Linked DNA regions of Mus musculus: region 2 is linked to region 1. The links are chromatin loops, found by intact Hi-C in ENCODE. Cell type or tissue: gastrocnemius. All regions are shown on one strand. Each heading gives the region's core, and the rest is flanking DNA. Links, peaks and the distances in the headings are about the cores only. Region 1 overlaps Cbx2 (chromobox 2). Region 2 holds the start of Cbx4 (chromobox 4).

Region 1 (8,322 bases), core at 174-8,173:
GGGTGACTGTGGCCTCTGGCTGGTCCTGTCCTTCTTCACACCCCTCTTCCCTTTCATTCCTCCGTCCTCAGTTCTGGCTGGAAAATTATCTCTAGAGTTCTATTTTCTATTAGATGTAAATATGTTATTTAAGAGAAAAATATCTAAATATATATATTTCAACTCTTGAAGTTCTTTTATTTAAACGAGGAGAGAGAGAGAGAGAAAGAGAGAGAGACTGTGGTTTGGTAGGGGAGATAGACTGAGCTGGCACAGGAGGGGCCCCTGTCCCTGCAGGGCACCAGCAAAGTTGGGGGCCTGGGCCCTGGGATTTTGGAGGGTGTGTGGAGGGACTCAGCTGGCCCACCTCCTCCCTCCACCGCCGGATTCCCAACCCTCCTGGCACCGCAGAAGATTTTTGCTCTCCTCCCCATTGGCCAGCTAGGCCAACAAAAGGTTGGCTTCCCAATCAGAAAAAGGGGGGTGGGGTCAGACCAGTTTTCTTTTTTCTATTTTCTTTCTGTCTTTTTTTTTTTTTCTTAAGATGAGGAGGGTTACTAGGGGGGGAAAGTAACAACTCGAATAACTTTCTCACGTGTGTTGTTAAAGGTAGAAAAAGGTCGCGAGTGAGTGGGCCGCAGTTCTCCCCGACCACAGCAGGAGGGTGCACTTTATGGAGGTGTGAGTGCCGTACACGCGGACTGTGTGTGCGTGTCCTGTGGACAAAAATCTCCCCGTTACCTCGATTCCTTCCCTTACTTTTGCAAAGAGAAAAGAAATCCAGCGAATTTGTTTACATTCCCGAAATGCCAGGATAAATTGGGAGGATTGCGTGTCAGTGCCCAGAGCGCCAGACAGTTGTTTTACAAGAAAAATATTCGGGTGGACTTTTTCTTTTTGCGTCCTCTAGATTCGCCAGAAGACAGGGCGGCCCCACCTCCCAGGAAGACTCGGACAAGCCTGGCTCGACGGGGGGAGGGTGGGTCCTGCTTTTAGAGGAGCGAGCGGCCGCCAAGCCACCCTGCGGGGCGGGCAGCGGGCTGCGCACCAGGCCGGTCGGGCTGGGCACGGGGGTCGCAGCCCGAGTTGGAACTTGGTCAGGTGGAGCTCATGGCCGAAGGGGCTCGGCAGGGTTTCCATCCAAGAATGCGCAGTAGAACTTTAGTGTTTTCCTTCTTCCCCCTTTCTTAAAAGCAAAAGCTGTAATTTATAGTCCTTTTCGATTCTGGGAGTGCTCTCCACGTGAACTCGACGTTCAGACTCCGCCGCAGGGGGCGGGGGAGCGCGAGGTGGAGCGGGAGCGGCCGGGGACCAGTGTGCCCCGAGACCATCTGCGTCCCTGGTCCCGGCCCACTCCGGACCGCGCCGCGCGCAGCTCGGACTCAAAAGCACAAATCTGTCCCCGAGCCTACAGTCGCCGCTTCCAGCAGGGATCCTGCGGCCTCTCCACCCTCCCCGCCCTTAAAGGGCCAGCAGACGCTCTAACTTCCAGGGCTTTTGGAGGGAGGGGCTCTAAGCTCTGCTCGCGGGACAAAGCACAGACTTCAGGGGCTCTGGGCTGGGCTGAAGGAGCTTGGTGATGGGGAGGGACTGAGAGGGACGTCAGCCTCGTCATCTGCACTCCCGGCTTCCCATCTCCAGACTCTCGGTCTCTCTTTCCTCCAGACAATTTTTTTTTTTTTTTTGCCTTTAAAGAGAGGGAGAAAGGGAAAACGGTGTATTCTACGTGTTTTTATTATTTTTTTATTTTTTGGAGAATCAAACTGCGCCTAAAGAGAAGCCCCTAGAATGGGGATTTTTATCTGCTCATATTTGTAAAACTAGTATTTTCGACTTTGTATAAAGAAGCTCTGTTGCCTGTGTCTGTCTAGATGTCGACCCTATTTTCAGATGAACCTGTTTTGAAGGGTGCATCTGTGACCGAGTGGATGTAACTCCGGAACAGGAGCTCCCTATCTGGCTACCGACTCCCTTTCTCTTCTCTCCTTCCTCGTTTGTATCTTCCTTCCCTCCAACCTTCCTGATTCTGCCCTCACTGCCCTCGTCGTCCTGCCGTCTGTCCATGGCCGTCGTGTGTGTCTCCTTAGCTCGCTCTTGAGAGGCTGACTTGGGGGTGGGGGTGGGGGTGGGCAGGGGTCGGGGGCCACGCGGCTCAGAGTCTGTGGAGCCTGGGTGTTGGGTTTATGAGTTCTCAGCTATGTATAAATCTCCAACTGATCTCTGCCTCGGCTCAAGAGTGAACCCTTGGTACCTATCTTGGGTTGTGAATGTGTCTGTATCCAGTATCACTTTTTACGTGTTTAAATATATGCTTTGTAAATAGACACGTGTCTTGGCTTCATTATTTTATTTATTTCCCAGAACAGGGAAGAGGTAGCCTGGAAAGGCAGGATACTTGCCTTTCTGACTTGATGTCCCTCACTCCACTCTCATACTCTCAAAAAGGTCTGGATTCCCGACAAAGGCCGGTTCCCAACTAGGACACCCCTCAGTGAGAGTGAGGGGAGCTGGGTTGGGGAGGGAGCGAGTCGTGACCTTTCTGAGCTTTTCCGCGAGCTGTCTTCATTGCCGGCTTAACTTCTTTGGGATGCCGGCAGAATTGGAGACTCCTGAGATGAAGTGTGCGCGACCTCTGGGCTCTACTCACTCTGAGGGAGGATTCCCCCCAGCGCTAAACACCCTTCCATACCAAACTTCCATAGCTCCTGACAACCAGGAGCCATGCTGACTCCCTCACTGCCCTTGACCCGAGCCTGCTCCTCAATGCTGTCACAGGACTTGTGCCCCAGACCCCTCCAACCTCACCAGTGCTCCCCGAAATGCAGAGTCTCCGTCTATTGATTGAGGAATTGAATTCGCGGCTATTGCTAGGCAACTGCCTGCTTGGAGCCGGCGCAGAGCGCGCTGATGTGATTAGTGAGCTGGGAGCCGCCGACCCTCAGCCCCGCGCTCCCACCACCAGTCCCTACGGCTTCTTGGACCCTAGTGTTCTTTCGGGTAGATACCACAAGGTTGGATGAGGGGCTGCCGATGGAGAACATAGCATGGGGTGATGATGGTGGGTGTTCTCAGTCTTCTAGGCTGCAGACTTCTCAGCAGAGAGGCGGGGTCCTGAGGCTGCAAAGGCGACCCATACTCCGGATTCCCAAAGAGGACCTTACCAGTACTGAACCTAGTTCCACCTCCATATTCCTGGGTAGACGTCGCTCCCTTGCAGAAAAAGCTGTAATCCGTGCGAACACGCAGAGCCCAAGGGGAGGGAGGGGGGAATACGGACCAGGTCACATCTTTTGCCCTTGGCCCCACCTTCCTCCTCCAGCTCAGTGACCTGCGTGGGAGGCTGTGGGTCAACGTCTGTGGTCCGGGGTTGCCAGAGCAGGTCATTGAGTGTCCAGTTGAGCGGTCAGCTTGTCTCAGTCGCCAAGAGGTCCAAGGTCTGTTTCTTAGGCCACCTCAAGGTGCTCTGGGTCGAGCAAGCTCTTTACTGGGCCCTCTGGAGGGCGATGGCCATCAGGGAGACAAGAAGGCACTGTGACTGTGCCTGGTGACTTCAGCAGTAGCCCCTCCCTCAAATATAGGTTGGAATCCCGCACCGACCCTTAGGGATTTCTCCGCTTCTTTGGTCACCACCAACTTCAACCTGGGTTCAGGGCTTCCTCAGAGAATTTTCTGGGTGTATTCTCCTTAAGAGCAAAGCACGGGTGTGAGGACCCCTGGCTCCAGACAGCCTTCGTTCAGACAGATCTCCCTCCGTCCGTTCTCTTTGGCAGGACGTGTTAGAGCCGCTGTCGGAGCTGAGCCTTGCCCAACACAAACACGGATTGAATGGAATACTTATGGCTCTACTTAGAGCCGGTTTTTTTTTTTTTTTTTTTTTTTTTTCCCTGACTCTTGGATGCTCACAGCGCGCGGCTCTGACGAAGGCCCGGTGCTGTGCCCAGGACGACAGTGGTATGCAAGCCTGCTCCACTCTCTGCGGATGCATCCACGGCTTTTTTCTTTTCACCAAAAAGTCCTTCAAGCCAGGGGCGGCTCGGATTCAACGGGATCCCAAGGTAGGAGCGAATAGGATCACGAACGGGTGCCATCAAGGATGGAAATTTAGCTGACAGCAGGGAGAAGCAGTAGGCAGAGGCCTGGACTTTCTTTCTGCGGCCGCAGACGGTTCGGCGGGTGGTTACTCTGAGCAGCAGGGGTGTAGACAGTGCAACTGAGTTTACCACAGCACGGGACAGCGGGGGATTCCGCCCTCCTCCCCATCATCATTTAAAGTCCAGCGACACGAACTTCGTGGGGAGCGCGCGCCCTCTACAGGCAACGGCGTCAGCCCCTGTCCCAAGTACACCCCTCCCCCTCTCTGGTTCACGTCTGATAGACGTGAAGAAAAGCCTTCTTTCCTCTTAACCGGCTTCTCCCAGCATCACCTTTGTGCCTTTGTGAATCGGCCTCGACCCACGCAGGCTGGACAGGAGGGAGGTGGTGTTCACTGGCCTAGAACCCAGCTGCACCAATCGTACCAGGTGCCCTCCACTTGGTGTCAGTGGTGCCTACTCTAGGATGGAGGTGGATTGATTAGGTGGTCAGACTAGGAACACAGAAATTAATAAACATCAATGTAGGCCAGCCCCGCCCCCTCAACTTTGGTCTGGAGACCTTGTCCCTGTAGACATAGATTTTCAGAGAGCCTAGCTGGCCAATGGGGCCAGCACTTGTTCCTGTCCTGACCTGAGGTCTATGATCTAACTGCCCCTATCCACCTTTTCAAAAAGAAAAGAAACAAAAGGCACTGAAGACAACAAAAGGGAAATCAAATCGTCAGCTGCCTGCTTTGCAAGAAACAAGGAATGGGTTTCCCTGGCTGGAGAGATGGCTCAGATGGCTCAGCTATTAAGACCTGCGTTCGATCCACAACATCCACCTGGAAGCTCAAAACCCGTAACTCCAGTCCCAGAGGATTCACCATCCTCACAGACATTCATGCAGGGAAAACACCAATGCACAAAAATAAAAAGACATACGTTTTTTTTAAAGTCGTATCTCTGCAACAAGGTGTTTCTATCTGTAGTGTTGACGCCTCCCCACAGCCTGACATCCAGGCCTGAGTCCCAAGCAGCCTTTCTGCCAGGAGTGGCCCATCTTCCCCTACACTTCAGAGGAACTCTATTCTCCTGGGAGGCCAAAGGAAATTTATGAATAAAATTAATGTTGAAGAGAGTAACACAAGTCTTGGGCTGGGGAAGGTTGTGTAACAGCCTGTCTTCCCTTCATCAGTTGTGGGGGGAGAGTCAAGGTGGCCCCTGACCAGATGTTTCCTGCCCTTCTCAGAGCTTCCCAACATGGTACTGTGGAGGTGAGAGTGTTGGTTTTACTTTTATGTACTCTGTAAGGGGGGAAAAGTGAGTTACTGTGTATCTCAGAAGCTCGGTGGTGGCTGGAGGCCTGTAAACATCCCACTTGCCCAGTAATTAGCCATCATTGTCCCATAATGAAGGTTACTACCAGCATCTAACAACTGCTTCTCACTGCTGTCAGACAAATATAAACATCCTTGATGGGAGTGTGTGTGTGTATATGTATGTATATGTGTATATATGTGTGTGTGTGTATATATATACATCTACATGTACATATACATATATATGTGTGTGTATATACACACACATGTATACACACATATATGTATATGTCAAATATATATCTTGATGGATATATATATTTGATGGATATTCTTGATGTGTATATATATGTATCAGATATATATGAGTATATATCTGACTATGAACATGAATATATTATATTATATATGTATATATATATATAATATATATCTTTCCCATTAAGCCAGTTTTTCTCAAACTTGGCTTCTTGGATATTCTGGGATGGTGGACTTTTGTATGGTGGACTGCCTTGTGTGGTTCTGTGGCACTCTTGGTCTCTGCTACATGCTGGTAGTAACCTTCATCATGAGACAACCTTCTCCAGACACTCTTTATGCCTCCCACTCATCAGCACTCTCTCTCTCTCTCTCTCTCTCTCTCAGCTACTTCCAATGTTCCCCCCCACCTTGTTTGGTGCTGCAGCTAGGCCCATGTCCACAGAGTGCTGTGCCCCATGACAGGGGAAGTGAAAACTATTTTGTTTATATGTATTAGTTACAATGCACACCAAGCTAACAAGTTTAAAAATACATTTGATACTGAGAGTAGCAAAAAGAAAAGTGTCCCCCCTGCAGATTTACTGCCTTTCCCCTGCAACACAAAGTAACACCAGTCTAAAGGTCCTGCACTCTAGGCTAGTGTCACTAGAAACCCCTGAACTGTGAGATTCATGTGTGTAAACACAGCTGTCGCTGTCTTATTCTAAACCTTTCCCCAGTCCAACATGGGCTTCCTGGGCAGTCATTCCCCTGAGAGCTGGACTGTTCTGTTCCAACAGATTCTAAGCTTTTCTGGGGTGGTAACATGCCCACTCTTGCTAACCCTCTATGAGGGCAAAAGTTTCCAGTTTAAAGAGGTATACATCACCGGGTAGTGGTGGCACATGCCTTTAATACCTGCACTTGGGAGGCAGAGGCAGGTGGATTTCTGAGTTCGAGGCCACCCTTGGTCTACAGAGTGAAATCCAGGACAGCCAGGGCTGCAGAGAGAAACCAGTCTCAAAGAAGGGGGTGGGGCATACATCAGTGACTGGCTTAAAAACAGATAAACCAAGCCAAATGACTGATGCTGGCTCAAAGTTGAACATTTCCTTCTGGATAAAACCTTGGGGTCAGAGCTCTCTAATCAAGGTCAGGATTTGTAGTATACCCAAACAAGGGGCACTCTTTTTGGCACCAAAGATTTTTTTTTTTTAAAGTCAATGCTTCTGAGGAAAAGTACATAATGGTCGCTTTTCCTATTAGTTGTTGAAGCAGACAAAAGGGGGCTTGTAATTGTAATACTAGGAAAGCTGAGGCAGGACGGCCAGAAGTTCAAGGCTAGAAGACACCCTTATCCTGAAATCCACTTGGCATGAAAATGTAACACCTAACACCTGGAACCCTTATGAAACGAACCTAGTCAGGTGCCTAACTACCCATGTGTGTGTGTTTGTGTGCTCGCATATGCGCATGCACACCCACCTACCCACCCAAGAAAATGGGGAAGAGGGGCTGGTGAGATGGCTCAGTGGGTAAGAGCACCCGACTGCTCTTCCGAAGGTTCGGAGTTCAAATCCCAGCAACCACATGGTGGCTCACAACTATCCGTAACGAGATCTGACTCCCTCTTCTGGAGTGTCTGAAGACAGCTACAGTGTACTTACATATAATAAATAAATAAATCTTTAAAAAAAAAAAGGGGAAGAGAACAGCAAACATAAAAACCAACTACTTTATTTATCGGTAAACACGAGAACTTGACTCAGAGCGAATGGCGCTGCTCCAGTGGGGCTCGCGCTGGCGCACTACACACATGTGCTTTGTGACATAGACCACTGGGGTCACAGCACCAGGAAAAACACACAAGAAGGCAAAGTGGCTGAGAGGAAAGGATTTGTAGATTTCAACTTTGGGACTGACGTAACCAGTAAAATAAAAGGCACCAAATTGGGATTTGGAGACTGGCAGCAGGGGACAAAGGCCAGTCAACCCAGATCCCCAAACAGGGTCACTTCTCCAACAGCTCATGGGACCCCAAAGAGACGGGGAGGTGTTTGTAAAGGCAGTGTCTGGTACAAAGGTTGCAGACCCTGGCTGAGGGCAGGGAGGGACATTGATAATGCAGTAGGCAACCCTTTCCCCTTTGTTACCCACTTCCTGGCCCTGAATTCTTCCCAGTACGTAGCTCCTGCTGCCAGTAACATGGTCCCCTGGCACATCACAGGCATCTCTCAGGAGCTGTGGATATGGGTCTGCCCCAAAAGGCACAGCATTGAGGTTGGTTTGGTTACACAAAGACCATCTTATTTGGTGTGCAGGGTGAGCTACTGGGGTGGGGGTGGGGTGCACTTTGAAAGTGTGGCAGGTCCCAGACACCTCAGCCCACTGTCTGACTGGTTTTAGAAGGGGAAACATTTCCCTTCAAGGCAACTGGAGTGAAGAGCCCACACCTGCTGGCTGATCAGTCAATGGCAGAAGCAGAACCAGGGTTTCATAGCACCCCTACTTTTTGGCATCACAGACTCACTGACCAGATTGTCACGGCCCACCGTGATATCCCAGGACAGAAAATCCTGTCATCGGCCAGCAATCTGACAAGGTAGTTTCAAGACAGTTACCCGGGATGGGGGACAGGGGAGAAGGCATTTAGAAAGGGGCTCAGCACTAGACTTATCTCCTAGGATGGGAAAGAAATTAGGGGCCCC
Region 2 (8,301 bases), core at 302-8,301, 53 kb before region 1:
AGCAGATGTCCCAGAAGTCCTCAGGGGCCACCCTGGAAAACATCTTTGAGAAATGAGTTGGGCAAGGGGGCTCCTTGACCGAGACTATCTTTCTGGAGGTGGAATCAAGGGGACACCCACACATTTCAGGATTAAGAAGGGTCACAAGGTTGGACTTAGTGACCACATCCCAAGACTTCGTCATTGCGCGTGGGGGTGGGGCCTGGACCCGGGAAGTTGGGGGCGCTCCACGGGGAAGGACAAAGTTGCACCGAAGTCAGATGAGGTTGTAGAAACGCCCCAAGCCCAATTCGACAAACACAATGTAGAATTTGGGGGTGGGGTGCCCAAGGCGTTATATGCAGGCCAGACAGTAGGCTGGACCCTACCAGCCGCCATCCACCGCCAGAAGATCCCCGACCACCATCTTCGTTCGGCCCTAGGTCCTGTGGGGACAACCCCCCACCCCCAGGTGTTCAGTGTAGCTTGCGGCGCTCCCGCCCCAGGGGATCGATCGGCTGCAGGCGACGCGCAGCCTGGGCTCCCAGCCTTCGCCTCCTCCCCCTCCCCCTCCCCCTCCCGGGCTGCGCAGGACGCGGCCTCTGAACAGCGTCCTCGCCGTTCCGGGCCGCGGCCAGACCGGGCTCCCGGCCAGGCCAGCCAGGGAGGTGGAGACGCGCCTGGCCTTTCCGATCCGACCCGCCCCTCTGCCTAGGGTTTTGGGGGAACCAGACGAAAGCGAGCCCAGCTACTCTGCGTGCTGTGCCCGGCGCCCCCTCTTCTCCCACCCAGGATCCAAATACCCCCTCGGGCGCGCGCTTAACCCTCTGCGCGCCGTGAGGCTAGAGCTGGGGAGGCGGGTGGGGGCGGGGAGGCGGTGGCGCCTCGGCTGACGATCTCTTCGGGGTCCGCCGGAGCGATTTTCATTTCTTTCCGGGGCTGGCTGCAGCAGCTAGCTCTGGTTGGGGCGGGGTGGGGGGGAGAAAGAAAGAAATCTGGCCTGTGTGTGGGCCCCGCTGGGTTTGGGCGCGCGACGGGGGCACCCGAGAGCAAACTGCAAGGGGCGGGTGTGTCGGGGCTCACCTCCACGCCAGAGGGGACCCTGGGCCAGGCGGTGGGCTAGTGAAACCCAAATAAAAAGCACAGGGTTTGCCGAGGCCGTTGTGTGCGCGTGCTAGCAGCAGCGGTGGACAATTGTGTCGGCTTCAAAGATCATGTATGAAATATGGTCCCGGGGGCGCGGATCCCCAGGCCGGCGGAGCCTCGCGATTGAGAGCGGGGCTCTAGGCGGGTGGGCTCCTTCAGGCCAGCCTGGGGAGACCTCTTGACGTTGGGAGAGGATGGACCAGCGGACGTCGCAATCCCCCACCCGTCCCGCTTCGGCGCCCGCAGACCCCAGCGTGCCGCAATGCGGAGGAACGGCCCTGCAGGGCATTTGTGGCCCCAAGGGTGCCCAGGTTCTGCCCAGGGCCACTGCCTCACTGCCCCGGCCCTCGAAGCCCGCGGCCCTGCCCGTGTACCCTGCCACCTCTAGTCTATCTGCACCGCAGATCCAGCACTACGCGGGTTCTTGGAGTGGGACCTGGAGACGTCGGGAGGGGGGCGGCTTCGCGGTGCAAATGAAAACAAATCCTTCGCGGGTGGTGTGACAGAGGGCAAAAATGGGGGTGGGGGGACGCGTGGAGCAGATCGCTGGCAAACAAAGCCGTTCTTCCTGGAGTGTGCAGGGGAAGGAGTGTAGGGCTCCCTCCCGCACGCCCCTTCTCCACCCCACCCCCGGCAGTTTCACCGGGTCAGCTCCCCCAAGCTAAGCCGCCGCTTAAAAATTGTTTTACTAACGTCAGCTCTCAAGTCAAAGACAATTTCCCTACTAAGGACGTGGCAGAGAAACGAGCCCTTGCAGTTTGGTGGTCATGCCCACTGAAATCCCCTTGGCTGTCTGAAATCCACCCGGGGCAGCTGGTCCGGGAAGCTTCAGGCCCCCTTTTCCAAACAGAGCCCAGAGTTGGGGTCAGAGGGCGGCGACGGCAATCTCTCGTGGACGGGGAACCCATTCACCGAGACGGCTCCTTTAAGAAGTTTATTTTCCCCCGGTCGGCACGGGTCACGCTTGTTCCAAGACTGGGTTCTCAGTAACTATTCTCCACTCTTCGGTCATTAAAAAGTTCCCAGCCTCTCCGGGATCGGATCCTTTGCCCTGCCTTTCTAAGCCCGGGCCTACCGCTGGGCGAGGGAACATCGCTCCTCTCTTGGGGCCCCTGAAGGCCCCTGGGGGCCCCAGCCCGTGGGGACATCTGAAGGGCTTCTGTTTCTCATCAGAGCTGACGGAACTACTCACCCTGTTTGGAAAGGGGCGGTGTCAAATGCACCGGATTAAGGAGTCTTATAAAGGTTCCCGTGGGGCCCCTGGGCATCCCCGGTTGAGAACAGGGGCCCCAGTAGAAGGCTTTGGGAATCCCGGGTTTGGAGTCAGTCTCTCCCGTGATTCCCTCGGAGGTGCCCAGACAGGGGGTTGGGAAGGTAGGGGCCGCCCCAAGGGAGGCTTTTAAGAAAGGTTTGGGCACATCAGGTGACCTCATTGGCCACCCCCCACCCCCACCCCCGGGCTTCTGCCCTGCTTTCTGCCAGTCTCCGTTTCGGGCTGGTGGATCTGAGCCGTCCCTATGGTAGTTGTCACAAGAGGGTTGGTCTAGGACCTGCCTTCAGGTTAGGACAGGGATCTGAGAGTAAGTCACTTTCTTCATCTGCCCACCCTCCACGAGGACAAATAACAGCCTGAGAGAAGAGAGTTGCTGCGTTGGCGGCTACTTCTGTGTTTCAGCCACCTGCAGAGCTGTCCACAGAAAGGCCTTTGGAGAGCTGGGCAGTGGCGGGTGGGATTCGATGTTTGAGGTGATTCCCGGAGGCCCCCTTCGTAGTTAGGGAGCCCGGAGGTTCCTCTAGTTAGATCATATGTAACTCCAGAAAAGATGCTCTGCGCAGGAGAGTGAGAGCTTTCCTTTCCCAGCTTGCGGAGTGGTTCCTGCGCAAACTCGGCTCGGTGCACCTAATTCCTTTCAGTGGCCCCTAAGGTCCAAATCTGGGCCCCTGAGGGCCCGGACCCAGCGAACCAAGCTGTCTGCAATACAGCCCAACGCCCCTGGTGGCGGGTAGGTTGTAACGGCTGCCTGCCCTCCCCTGAGCCAGGATTCTGGATAATGCAGGAAACACCCAGAGTAAACAGATTTTCCTGGGGATTTTTGAGTAAAGAGACCGGCATTGTCGGGAAGCTCAGCTTCCCAGGCTGAGGGACTGGCCTACACAAAGTTGCTCCAGACCTTCTAAATGACCGGATGACCTGAGCGGCTGAGGGTGAATGGGTGCTGTTGGACGGCAGATCGTCACCTCATGACCTACAGGACCCTTCTTTTTTTGACTGAACTGTCCCACAACAGTTTCTCAACTTGAGTACAGTTAGGCACCGTGTTTGTGTGTGTGTGTGTGTGTGTGTGTGTGTGTGTGTGTGTGTATAAAACATCCAAATATAGTAGGGGTGGCCCTTTTCTAGTGCCCCTCCAGCCCCAAGAGTTGGGGTGACGGTAGTCACCCACATCCCATCTTGCGATTCTCCCCTCCTTGGAGACTCTTAGATTTGGGCCTTATGATAGTCAGAGACCAGCCGTTGCACACTGAGTACTCTCTTGTCTCCAGAAGAGGACCCCTTCCACCTCAACACTCTAAGGAGTAAATTCTGAGAGAGCTGCCGCTAAGCAACAGCGGAAGCCACAGTGTTGCAAAGTGGAGGTGCGTGGAGTCAGCGTGTGTGTGCAACATCAAACTAACCGTCTGAAGACTTTTACTGGATGCCTGGGAAAACACAAGCCCTGGCAGGCTTTTGGGGGTTCACTTCTGCACCTGGCCCTTCGCAAGTCATCACAACATAGTCCTCACCAGGCACCCTGAGACGCAATAAAAGCAGGGACAGAGACTCGGACGTCTCCTTGCCCTCCCCCTCCGTCGACCCACTCTCCTCTTTTGCGCTTTTTCTGTCTCTGTGGACGCTCAGCCAAGGGATTGCGCAAGCTTCCTGCTCCACGTTCTTCAGGAGCCCTGAGCTGGGGCCCCGGACGCACCACAGGCAAGGCACACCCTTACCCTCCCACTTAGAATGGCATGTTCTCTGTCAAGTCTACCCACTGCGACCCCACGGATCTCCCAGGCCCACTGTGGCGCCCTCGGAAGGCCGCGTCTGGCGCAGCAGCTCCCCCAGCCGGACGCTGGCGCTGAATACCCCTGAACGTGCGGGGCTGGCCGGCTCCGAGGTGCTAAACTTCACACTCCAGGGCTCCAAAGGCCGCGTCAGCAGGGCTTGGCTGTCAGAGACCAGAGGACGGGAATTCAGGAAGACACTGTGGCTCCTTGGCCATTTCCCCTCCCCTTCTCGCAGTCCACTCATCCACCAACCCTCCGCCTCAACATCTACTTGGTCCTCCCCACTCTTACTTTTGAGGCTCTTCCATGAAGCCCCACGAAGTCCCCTTGGACCCCCCAGACTCATTCACCCCCATATTCATTCTCTCTCTCTCTCTCTCTCTCTCTCTCTCTCTCTCTCTCTCTCTCCCCCTCTCTCTCTCTCGCTCTCTCTCTCTCTCTCTCTCTCTTCTCCCAGCATCTCAGACTAAGCAAGAGGCCTTGCTTAGAAACTGCCCCTTCCCCGCGAATGAGTGAACCAAGTGTAAATTAGAAGCCGTTCAGAATCTTGGGTGGCATCGGATTCAGAGCCCCTTTCTGCTGAGGTTCTTGAGTGCTAAATGCCCCGTGGCCAGCTGTTTCTTTGTCCCTGTCTTCGCCTCTCCGTGCTCCTCCACTTGTCCAAGTCCTCAGTCTTCTGGCTCTTTCTCTCCCCACCTCGCGGCCTAAATGCCCAGAGACTGGCGGGGCGGGGCGGTGGGCACCGAGGGTGGGGTCCTGAACTGCCCCCGCCTCCATTCCGCCCCCTGCCGGAAAGTCCCCTGTGCTTCCAGAGCTCTGCTGGACAGATGTAGTTGGGAGCAACTGTAAAGTGCAGCGGGTGCTTCCGTGGCCCCCAGCAGGGATCCCCGGGCCTTGCACAAGCAGAAACAGAGGCCGAGGGTGGGGACGGGAGAGTCCCAAGTGTCCGGCTGCGGATCAGAGTGGGCCCGGTCGAGGTGCCCACCCTGGCCGCCTAGGCAGAGACACCTCTATTCCGCGGCCCCAGCTCACTTTCCCGGCTCTCAGATCCCTCCCCTGCACCTCCCCGCGCCCTCCTCCTCCCCAGCCTCCTCCCGCGCCCTCCTCCTTCCCTGCTGCCCAGACCGGGGGCCTCGGGTAGGCCGGGCTGCGCCAATCCGAGGCGCGTCCCGCCTCCTGACGCCGAGCTGGGCCCTGCGAGGCCCCGCCCGCTGACGTCCGGGATTTGCATGAGTTCTCGTGCCGCGGCGGCCCGGGCTCAGTTGTCTGAGCGAGCGAGCGAGCGAGCGAGCGCGAGCTGAGAGCCGGCGGGTGCAGGCAGCGGCGGCGGCGGCGGCGGCCAGGCTGTTGAGGGGCGAGTGGCGGCGGCGGGGGCCGGGCGCGTGGCGAGGTCCACGCGCAGGATCGTATCGGGGCGCCGGCGGGAGCTAGCTGTGTCTGCAGCCGCGCCGGCCGCTTGCGCCCCTGAGCGCTCGGGTTCGGCCATGGAGCTGCCAGCTGTTGGCGAGCACGTCTTCGCGGTGGAGAGCATCGAAAAGAAGCGGATACGCAAGGTAGGGGTGGCGCGCGGGTGGCGGCGCCGAGGCGCGGGAGCGGCGGCGGGAGCAGCGAGCGAGAGGCGCGGAGGGGGTGGGGAGGCTGCGGGCCGGAGCCGGGGATCCCGCGGAAGCTGATGGAGTGCTGTCTCTTCCCCCCCTACAGGGCAGAGTGGAGTATCTGGTGAAATGGAGAGGCTGGTCCCCCAAGTAAGTGGCGGCGGGGGCCGGGTGCCTCGGCACCAAGCGCCCTGGCCAGCAGACCCGTGGAGCTGGTGGGGTGGTGGGGGAGCGGACGGGAGGCGGGGTGGAGGTGGGGTGGAGAGAGGAGGGGGTGGGGAAGTCGGTGGCAGGCACTGGGAAGCGGAGCAGCCGAGCCCGAGCCGGGCGCCCTGTGTTGTGCTCCGCTCTCCGGGAAATGCCATCACTAATTTATGCGCTAAAAGGAGCCGGAGGAGCTGGAGAGACGCGGGGCCGAGCCCGGGAGGCCGGCGGAGGGAGGGAGGGCGCAGGCACTGACTGATGTGCAGCAGAAAATGGCTCCTTTCCCCTTTCCCTCCACCGAACGGCTCCATATTGCAAAACCAAAAAAAAAAAAAAAAATTTTTTTTAAAAGCGACGAAAATGCAATTGTATGCGTCCTCCCTCCTGGTGGTGCAGGGTAGGGAAGAAAAAAGACAGAAAATGTTGGGAACTGTCACTGCAGCTCTTTCGATGGGGAATTTTTTTTTTAATTTGAAATGCGAAGGCACCGGATGGAGACAGGCGCAGGCACACACACACACACACACACACACACACACACACTCGGAGAGGGAGAGGGAGAGGGAAAGAGAGGCATATTTTTGTACTGCTGAGTATTTGGGGTTTGCTTGCCAGTGACAGCGGTCTCCTGGGCCTTGAGGGGGGCGCTGAGCTGTGAGTTACCGGATTAGGGGTCCAATGCAGACCAGCTGAAGCCCTACTGGAGACTTGGGCTGGGGATAGGGAGGGGGACTGCGACTTTGCTTTTGGGCTGCTTTGCACGGAGGGTTTCTGGAGAGGAAAGTGGCCTTGGAACACGTCACAGTAACATGCTTAAAATTCTTGACGACTGCAAAATAAACTGCTAGTTTCGTTTTCTTCACCCCCTCCTTTCCTCCTGCCCTTGTGTGTGTATTTTAACTTGGGGGGTAATCAAGGGCCATGTTAAGCCTTAAGAAACCTACTGTCTACCCTCCACATCCATAGCCTTTGATTCAGGAAGCCACATAGGGCCTTATGTCATTCCCAACCTGGCCTTTTTTTTTTCTTACACTCTGCCCCCCCTCCCCGCCCCGTTCCTTTTTCACTTGCAAGATATAACACGTGGGAACCAGAGGAGAACATCTTGGATCCCCGGCTGCTGATCGCCTTCCAGAACAGGTGAGCAGCCTGCTGCCCTGGCCATACATAGGTGGGCCATAGGGGATGGATGACTGCTTGCAGCAGTGGGAAAAGGGGAAGGGGTGGGAGGGGGCAGGCAGGAGCCCCACCCCCAACAAATCCGGATGGGCAAGGCTGCGGCCTGGGCTTCTCTAACCAACGTCCTTGGCGGTTGCTGCAGCTTGGGAGTGGGGGCAGGGTAGGGCTGGGGAAGGTAGGCTTGTGTTTTGGGAAACTGCTGGAAGACTACGTGGGGATGACCCTGGATCTGCCTAGGAATACTGTACCTGAATTTCCGTGACCCCCTCCCTTGGCAACCTTGGAGCCCCACCCCCAGAGCCTAGGTGTTGCTTTCTGCAGCCACTGCTGGCTTGGCACGGGCACCTCGCGGGGCAGCTCTGAAGGAGCTGGCATTGTGAAACCGCCCCGAACGTCATGGAACTGAACTTAACCTTTTGGCAACCGGATAAAAGTTGACAAGGCCTTATGCCCCCAACCTCCGGGAGGAGGGGCTGGGGGACAGTGAATAGATGCTGTCCCGAGCCTGAGCGCCTCACAACCTTCGCTGCTGTATTTTGTGGGGTAAATTGCTCTATCAGATCGGCGGAAGGTTGGCCCGAGGGCATGAGTGAGCGCTGCCTGGTGGTTGTGGGGTGCCCATCCTCCTGCAAACAGATGCTTGCCACGATGCAGCTGCTGCAGCTGGATTCACCACTGGTGGCTGTGGTTCGCTGTTTCGTAGAGGGAGGGCGGGCGTGGGGGAGGGGGAGGAGTCCTCAGAGCCACGCCACCCCCAGCCTTCCATCCCTCTTTTATTTTGAAGTATTTCCTGTGGAGCGTTTGCCACTAAAACTGTAAACTCTAGACCCTGAGAGCTAAAGTTGCTTCCTCAGAATACCGGGGGTGTAGGGCAGGAAACTTGCTCCCACCGACTTCACCTGGGACTTCTCCACGCTGTAACCATGTCAGCGGCTGATGCCATGTTGCATAATGGGTCCCCGAAGAATTATAATCCAGGCTGTTGCAATGCCATGCAACTTTGGAATCAGACCCCAACCCGGCCCCAGGGCATGGCAGAACTCCTCCGGGTTGGCTCAGGGGCTTGGGGGTGGGGGGTAGCTGGAGACTGAGTCTCCGATCCAGAATTTGACAACCTCGGGAGACTGGCTCATGGAGGGCTGGGCAGGGCCAA

Evidence for each region. Hi-C counts contacts between places; a loop is a spot of excess contacts. Peaks named below come from ENCODE experiments on the same cell type or tissue, not always from the same donor. Only the 100,000 strongest peaks of a DNase experiment are listed, where the experiment ranks them.
Region 2: a loop joins it to region 1, with 2.3 times the contacts of the local background. A loop is called at or near these places in 15 of 42 quality-filtered maps.

The regions. Positions count from the first base shown.
Region 1 is chr11:119,030,284-119,038,605 of GRCm38, reverse strand. It overlaps Cbx2 (chromobox 2), which reads right to left. Exons shown (of 5, transcript NM_007623.3): 5 at 7,331-8,322. It overlaps Cbx8 (chromobox 8), which reads left to right. Exons shown (of 5, transcript NM_013926.1): 5 at 1-170. Among named protein-coding and RNA genes, the nearest start is that of Cbx8, 6.5 kb to the left of the region's middle. In gastrocnemius, for the core only: a CTCF peak has its summit at 4,289 (motif pointing left); DNase peaks (open chromatin) are centred at 350, 1,026, 1,340 and 4,279; H3K4me3 peaks cover 1,514 bases; H3K27ac peaks cover 741 bases.
Region 2 is chr11:119,083,371-119,091,671 of GRCm38, reverse strand. It overlaps Cbx4 (chromobox 4), which reads left to right and starts at 5,435. Exons shown (of 5, transcript NM_007625.2): 1 at 5,435-5,723; 2 at 5,872-5,915; 3 at 7,044-7,109. The coding sequence starts at 5,655. In gastrocnemius, for the core only: CTCF peaks have their summits at 3,124, 4,218 and 4,967 (motif pointing left); DNase peaks (open chromatin) are centred at 5,821, 5,998, 6,548, 7,390 and 8 more places; H3K4me3 peaks cover 6,352 bases; H3K27ac peaks cover 4,158 bases.